2 separate regions of the Mus musculus genome follow, and region 2 is linked to region 1. Evidence: chromatin contacts called from ENCODE POLR2A ChIA-PET data. All regions are on one chromosome and are shown on one strand. The core of a region is the stretch at or near the end of the contact, and the rest is flanking DNA. Distances in the headings are between cores, read along the strand shown. Region 1 holds the start of Spns1 (spinster homolog 1). Region 2 holds the start of Atp2a1 (ATPase, Ca++ transporting, cardiac muscle, fast twitch 1).

Region 1 (3,333 bases), core at 211-2,710:
GTGTGTTGCCTACCGACTCATAATAACTAGCTGGCTCCCTCTGTGCGATGTCCCAGCTCAAGTGGACAGCCCAAGAGCAGCCACGGCCATTGCCTCCAAGAGCCCTGGCCACTAAAGCTTCACTAGGCAAACCTGCATGTATGTAGGCCTACTTGAGGCAATTAAGAACGAGGGGTTGTGTGGGCAGTAGCCTCACTCACCAGTCTGGATGAGGCCAGTACTACCATCTCCGATGTTAAAGAACTGCTCGATGTCTGTAAGAACCCCTGGAAAGAAAAAACAAAGAATGAGCGCCAAGAGGCGACCCTATCCTGGGGAACTTCTCCCTTGCCTATATCCCTTCTTCGGAGCATCAGTGCGTACCTGCCACGGTGAAGCGGTCCATGTAGTTCAGGAGGTTAATGTAGCACAGAACCACCACTATGAGGGTCGAATGGCCCCGAGATAAGCCAGTGATGCGCTGTAGCCCCTCACAGTCTGGGACCTCGAGTTCCCCGGACTTTGGATTCCCCATGGGTCCTGGCAACCCCGGATGGCCGGGCGCTGGCCCGTCATCAGGATCATCTGCTTGGCTGAGGAAGGGCGCCGTGTCGGACCCGGCCATGGTCCCTGGGGAATCGCAACCGCCCACGCTTCGGTCCTACCTCCGACGGAAGGAGGTTGGAGAGAGGACTGCGAGAAGACTTGCCCACTATCGCCTAGGAGCGTGGTCCGATGCACAGTGCACCACTGCGAAAAGCCCTGGGCTTCGTCATTCCCTCTGGTTCCGACAGAGGAGAGCACACAGGAGGTGCAGGTGACGCTGGGACAGGAGCAGGAAGACCAGGACCCAGTCCCTCTTCTCACGCTGACGCACTCCAAAGCCCGGGAAGGAGCGCGCCACACTCGCTGTTGCTCAGTCCAAGCTCAGCAACACAACTGCCGCCATGTTGCCCAAGAGCAGGTCATGTGACACCGGAGCCCTACCGGAGAAAGTCACCCGGTGCAAGGATTGAACACGTGACCTGCCACCGCCTACGGAAGCCTCCAGGGTTTCTAGGGCTCCTCCGCTATGGTAACCCGACGCTCGTTCCTACTTCCACCAGTAGCCTCCAGGGGGCCTCGCAAGCTGGTGTAATCAATCGCCTAGATGGAATACCCATTTATCCGATTTCACGAGATAGTGGATTATTTGGAAATATTACATCTCTACAGATGCTAGTGAGTTGTTTCCTCTTTTCTTCTTCAGTGACTGGCTGATGGCTTCATTGCTCAGTAATTGTTGGATGAATAGCGGCGAGCAGCTGCCTCCTTTTGTTTACCAATCATGAGCTTTCACTGTGGACATTTAGATTCCTATAGAGTCGGGCGTAGTAGCGCATACCTTTAGTCCCAGGAGAAGGCAGAAGGACGGAGATCTTTGCAATTTCAAGGACAGCCTGGTTTACATAGCGAGTTCCAGGTCAGCCAGGGCTACATACTGAGTGAGACCCTGCCTCCAAGAAAAGATGCTAGAGTTTAGGAGGAAGAGGATGTTTTGTCTATGGCCTCGAGTTTTTCTCCAACCAAGACTAGTGTCCTCGCGCCCTCTGGTGTCTCTCCTGGAGGACAGGCGGAGGCTCAGAACCAATGAACTGCAATGTACCCTGCACCAAAAAATGGCATATGGCTCTAATCCCAGCACTAAAGAGACAGAGGCAGCCGATCTCTGTGGTCGAGGCTAGCCTGGTTTACTGAGCAAGTTCCCGGGTGACCAGGGCTACACGGAGGAACCTTATCATAAACCAACAACAACAAACTCAATCTGGCTGGTGGCACATGCCTTTAATACCTTTAGTCTTGAAAACAAAACATACAAAAAAAAAATCCCACTAGGTGTGGCAGTGAATTAAACAAACCTTTTATCTCAGCACCCACGGAGCAGAGGCTTTTTTTTTTTTGGCTTGTTTTTTCATTTTTCTTTCTTTTATTTCCAAGGTTTCTCTGTATGTCTGACTGTCCTGGAATTCCCTTTTTTGACCAGTGTGGCCACCAATTCACAGGCATCCACCTGCCTTTGCCTTCAGAAGGCTGGGATTAAAGGTGTTCCATGGCGAACCGTCTCAGGTTGCTAGTTTTCCTTAATATACATACATTCTGAATGCAAAATACTATGATTCTATGAAAATACTGTTTTGTGATCCCACTTCCAGAACTGGGATGTAGTTCAGTTGATAGTAAATACTGCCAAGCATTCCTGAAACCCTGGGCTCAAGTCCCCAGTACCTCATTCACCCAGCCCGTTGCAAAAGGTAGAAGGAGGAGAATTGGAAGTTCAAAGTGGTCCTTGATACATAGCAATAGTTAACTTTAATGTGGCTTTGGGTACATAAGACCCAGTCTCGACAAAACAAAAAACAAAACAAAACAAAACAAAAAATTAAAGATTCCTCTTGGGGCTGGAGATGGCTCAGTGGTTAAGAACACTGACTGTTCTTTCAGAGGTCCTGAGTTCAAATCCCACATAGTGGCTCACAACCATTGGATCCAATGCCCTACTCTAGTGTATCTGAAGAGAGCGACAGTGTATCCATATACAGAAAATAAATCTTTTTTTTTTAATATCCCTCTCAGCACAGCAGAGGAAGAGGCAGATAAAAGTTTGAGGATTTGAAGACTGGACTGTATTGAGTCTTAAGTCAGCCTGGACTAGATAATGATGAGATACAGAGACAGAGAAAGAAAGAGAGAGAGAAAGAGAAAGTTAGAGAGAGAGAGAGATTGAGAGTTCGAAAATAGGTAAGGGCCAGCAAGGTGGCTCAGAGGATAAAATACTTGGTACCAATACTGACAATCTGAGTTCTGTCCCTATCCAAATGGCAGAAGAGGATTGCCTGCCACAAGCTGTCCTCTACCTCACACATGTGCCATGACATGCACACAAAATAAAAACGTAATAAAAGATTAAAAACGTAAAACACTGTGAGATGAAAGAAACGTGACATAATAGGTTGCCTACTGCATTACTCAATTCAAATGAAAACCTAGTGTCTGGACACACGCACCAGGCATCCCACATGCTCAGGAGGCAAGTGGGTCACTTGAACCCAGAAAACTGACTCTATCTGGGCTATCTAATGAGTCTCTATCTCAAAAAAAATTTTTTTTTTAAATCATGTTGGCATTTGAGAAAAGCTGAGTCCGTGGCAGATGGATTGAAGGTTAGGAGGGGAGCAGTGAGCATGAAGGGATTTACAGAGATCTGCCTGCCTCCCTCTGCCTCCAGAATGCTGGGATTAAAGGTGTCAGCCACCCCTCTCAGGTTGCTTGTTTACCTTAATGTACATACAATCTGAATACAAATTACAATAATTC
Region 2 (3,546 bases), core at 692-3,191, 85 kb after region 1:
ATACCACCAAAGCATGGAAGCTCCAATTTCATGAGAGAACAGGAGGGAGGTAGGGTTACAGGCCTCCTGCACCCACCCCACCCCAGCTGTTACCACTGCCAGGCAGCAGTCACAGGCAAAGGCCAAGGAGCAAATCTGAGGCAAGAGGGGAGGCTCTGCCAGCTTAGGCTCAGGAGCACATGCAGCCTCCACAGTGTTGGTTTTGTTTGTTTGCTTGGTTTTTTTGTGTTTTGGGTTTTTTTTATGGTTTTCTCTCCTAGGTCTTATTTTCCAACTAAGATGCTAAAGAAATTCTAAAAATGCAAGATGGACTGCAGGGATGGAGGGTGACAAGCAGCCAGCAGCAGGAGCTATGAATGCTGGAGATGTAACAAGGGGATGGGGTAGCCTAAGGCTCTGAGGGACCTGGAGACACCGAGGTAAGGATGAATTAGGCTGGATAAAAAGAAGTCGGCACCAAGCTCCAGGCCCAAAGGAAGTGGCATGTGGTCCAACCTGGAGACAGCTGAGGGGTGAGGGGTGGAAGGGTTGGTAAGGTCTGCAGGGCACCCTGGCAGTCAGTCGCCCTTGTACCAAATCTTTCTCTTAGTCAATCAGTACCACAGGTTGGAGAGGGCAGGGCAGGATCGGTGACGCAGAGTAGGGGACCAACCAGGACAGGCTGGGAGTGACAGTGGCCCCATAGTAGACATTGTAACCCTCACTGAAGCAGGGAGCCTATGCTTGGGGGGGGGGGGGTAACCTGAGCTCTTGAAGCCCTTGAAGCTGGGAGGGTGGCTTAGCTTCAGTGTTTTGGCTGAGAACACTCTCAGGGCTTAAAATAAAACCTCTCTGCAGGGGAGGAAGCACCCCAGCACCCCACCCCCAGCTCCTGCCTGGAAAACAGGGTGGTCAGGGCTTGGACGAGGGCATCCAGGATGGTAAGAGCCACAGGCTGATCCCAAGGCCCACATCATACTCAGACAGCACTTACAAAGGAAATGCAGGCAGCCAGGAGAAGAATCCGCACAAGCAGGTCTTCGAACTGCTCTACCACCAACTCCCACAGAGACTTGCCTGGGGGGTGGGGGGACAAGAAGAGGAGTCCCAGGGTTAAGGGATGAGTGTCCGTGGATGGGGATGGGCCAGGGTCCAGAGTCTAGAGTGCCCTGGTCCTCTAGGTTGATAGGCAGCCCAGCTTGGCATGAGAGAAAGAGATGAAACAGCCCAAAAGGCTCTTCAAATCTGTGGCAGCTGTTCCAGGTGGGGAGGACTCAGGGAAGGTGTCTGGAGTCTTGACGCTTAAGCTTTGAGGAAAGGCTATGGGTCTCAGTAAGGAGAAGGCGGGGAGTCGGGGATGAGGGGCATAGGAGGGTCAGGGTAACTTACCTTCCTCAGCAGGGAGCTCTACCCAGGGAAAAAGAAGAAAAGAACAAATTCAGTGGGGGCCCATGCCCCATGCCCCCACACCCCAAACTCTGTGGCTAACATAAGAGAATCAGGGTATCAGAAGGGTGTCCCATGAGGCTCAAGGTCACCCTATGAAACCTCCCCAAACTCCAGATTTTAAAACTTTTCTTTAGTATCCTCCTTCTTCTCCAGTCCTGCTCCACCTTATACACTTTGGAAGAAGCAGCTCCCCTGACAGGGGTAGGAGGGCAGCCATACCAGCTTCTCCTCGGAGGGATACTTACCATTGGGGCCGTATTTTTCCAGATGTCGCTTAACTTGGTCTGGGGTAAGGCCTGTGGTCTCGCTCACCCCGAAATAGGACAAACATTCCTCTGTGGACTTGGAGTGCGCGGCCTCCATTGTGCTCCCTTCCTGGGGGCCAGGGGGTGATGTGTTTCTTCTTAGGGGCCTCTCACTTGTGGGGGGACTTCTTCAGCTTATCCACCTGCCTGTTGATCTGGGCTCCTTCCTTTTTCTTGCTTGCCCCCCCCAGATTCTTCTCCTTTCCACGAAGTTCTGACCCCAGTCCTACTTGCGCAGCCGGCCACCCCCCCAGCCCCCAGCTGGTCCTTATGAGGGAGTGGGGGGGGCAGGCTCCCCCTTCCTCCAGGTCAGGGATTGGCTGGCTGAGACCCCAGCAGGAGGGGTCAGGAGAGAGAGAGGTTTCTGCTGACAGAGAGGAACAGTGGGGCTGCAGCCTGAGGTGTCACTCACAAGGGACGCAAAGGTGGCCCCAGCCTCAGAGAGGAGGGGGGAGTAAAGTCACTTTCTATCATCCGCTACTGACCCCACCCCCAGTTGCCTCAACTTCTCCAGTTACACTAAATTCTCAGTTCCAAGCCCACCCCTGAGCAGATCTTTCCATAAGCCCTCTTGGCCCTTAGGCCTTATCACTCCTTAGCCTGGTCTTGACATCATGAACCCCTTTCCACTGTCACAGTCTCCTCCCCTGCCTAATGTGTTTGGTTAGCAGAGGAAGTTCTCCAAGCCTTTTGGGGGATCAAAGGAAAGGGGAGCGCATCTTTGGGGACAGAGGAAGTAGCTCTAGAGAGATACAGGGAACCAGGGAAGGGAGATAGTCAAGGGGACAGTGCAGATGGTAACCTTACCCTAGGGAGGGGTTGCTGCAGCCATCAACAAGGGATTTAGTGTCCAGGCCCTGGTAAGCAAAGCCAGGACTGTCTGTCTCTCCTAAACTCCCCCCACCACTACCGCTTTAGCTCAGCCTCTGGGAACACAGCCTTTAGCTCCCCTGTGAAACTGGCAGGGAATCCCCCCCACCCCACCCCGAAGAAAATGGGACACCCAGGCAGCCAGGTAACCCAAGAGGCTACGGAATGTGCTGATGGAAGAGGGGGAGGGATGGGTGTTTCAGGGTGGGGCAGGGGGAGTAAGGATCTCCCCACCCTACACTAGCCTTCAACCCTAGGGCTTCATGGTGACCCCCCCAGAAGTGTGGGGTTCTCTGAAACTCTCACCCTGATGCAACAGCTCACAGAGGGAATGGGGATCAGGGCTGGCAGGAGTGCTCTGGAGCTGGGCCAGCCCCAAGCCAGTGACTGAGAGCAGGACCCCTGAGGCTGGATGAAGCAGAGGCTCTGGAAGGGAGGGGAGAAGGTATGGAGAAAAGGGGACAGAACAGAGTTGGGAGCAAAGAGCACAGACTTCCTAAGCCCAAAGAGAAGAGGGAAAAGAAACAGCAGGGTTCGGGCAGTGGCAGTCCTGTGGGCGGGGCCCCAGAGGCTGGGTGCAAAGCCACAAGTTGTTGCTGAAGGGCTGGCCTGGCCTGGGTGTCAGCTTCCTCCAAAGAGCAGCTGCTCTGAGCCACCCTTCCCCACCCGCTTCATCATTGGGGTATCTTTTGATTTCCACCCAAGCAGCTGCTGGAGGAGGAGCAGCCGGGGTATATGGGCCAGGCTGCAAGCAGGGGGAAACTGAGGCAGTAAAGTTTCCATGGGACTAGAGATAGAAAGGTCAGTGAGGACCAGCAGCACTGTAGCCCTGGAACACAGGTCCCACCTCTACCCAGGCCTCAGTTTCCCTGAAAGAACCAAGGAGCAGGTCCCACACAAGGGCTCCAGTGCACAGACAGAATGATAAGGCAGCAGAGCCCAC

Evidence for each region. ChIA-PET counts read pairs that join two places held with the same protein, here RNA polymerase II (POLR2A).
Region 2: POLR2A ChIA-PET joins it to region 1 with 10 read pairs in embryonic stem cell. The contact joins the promoter of Atp2a1 here to the promoter of Spns1 in region 1. POLR2A ChIA-PET finds 5 or more read pairs at or near these places in 4 of 5 experiments (Patski and embryonic stem cell).

The regions. Positions count from the first base shown.
Region 1 is chr7:126,376,474-126,379,806 of GRCm38, forward strand. It overlaps Spns1 (spinster homolog 1), which reads right to left and starts at 1,461. Exons shown (of 12, transcript NM_023712.3): 1 at 364-1,461; 2 at 201-266. The coding sequence starts at 604.
Region 2 is chr7:126,461,132-126,464,677 of GRCm38, forward strand. Atp2a1 (ATPase, Ca++ transporting, cardiac muscle, fast twitch 1) reads right to left here and starts at 1,942. Exons shown (of 23, transcript NM_007504.2): 1 at 1,674-1,942; 2 at 1,369-1,386; 3 at 974-1,056. The coding sequence starts at 1,791.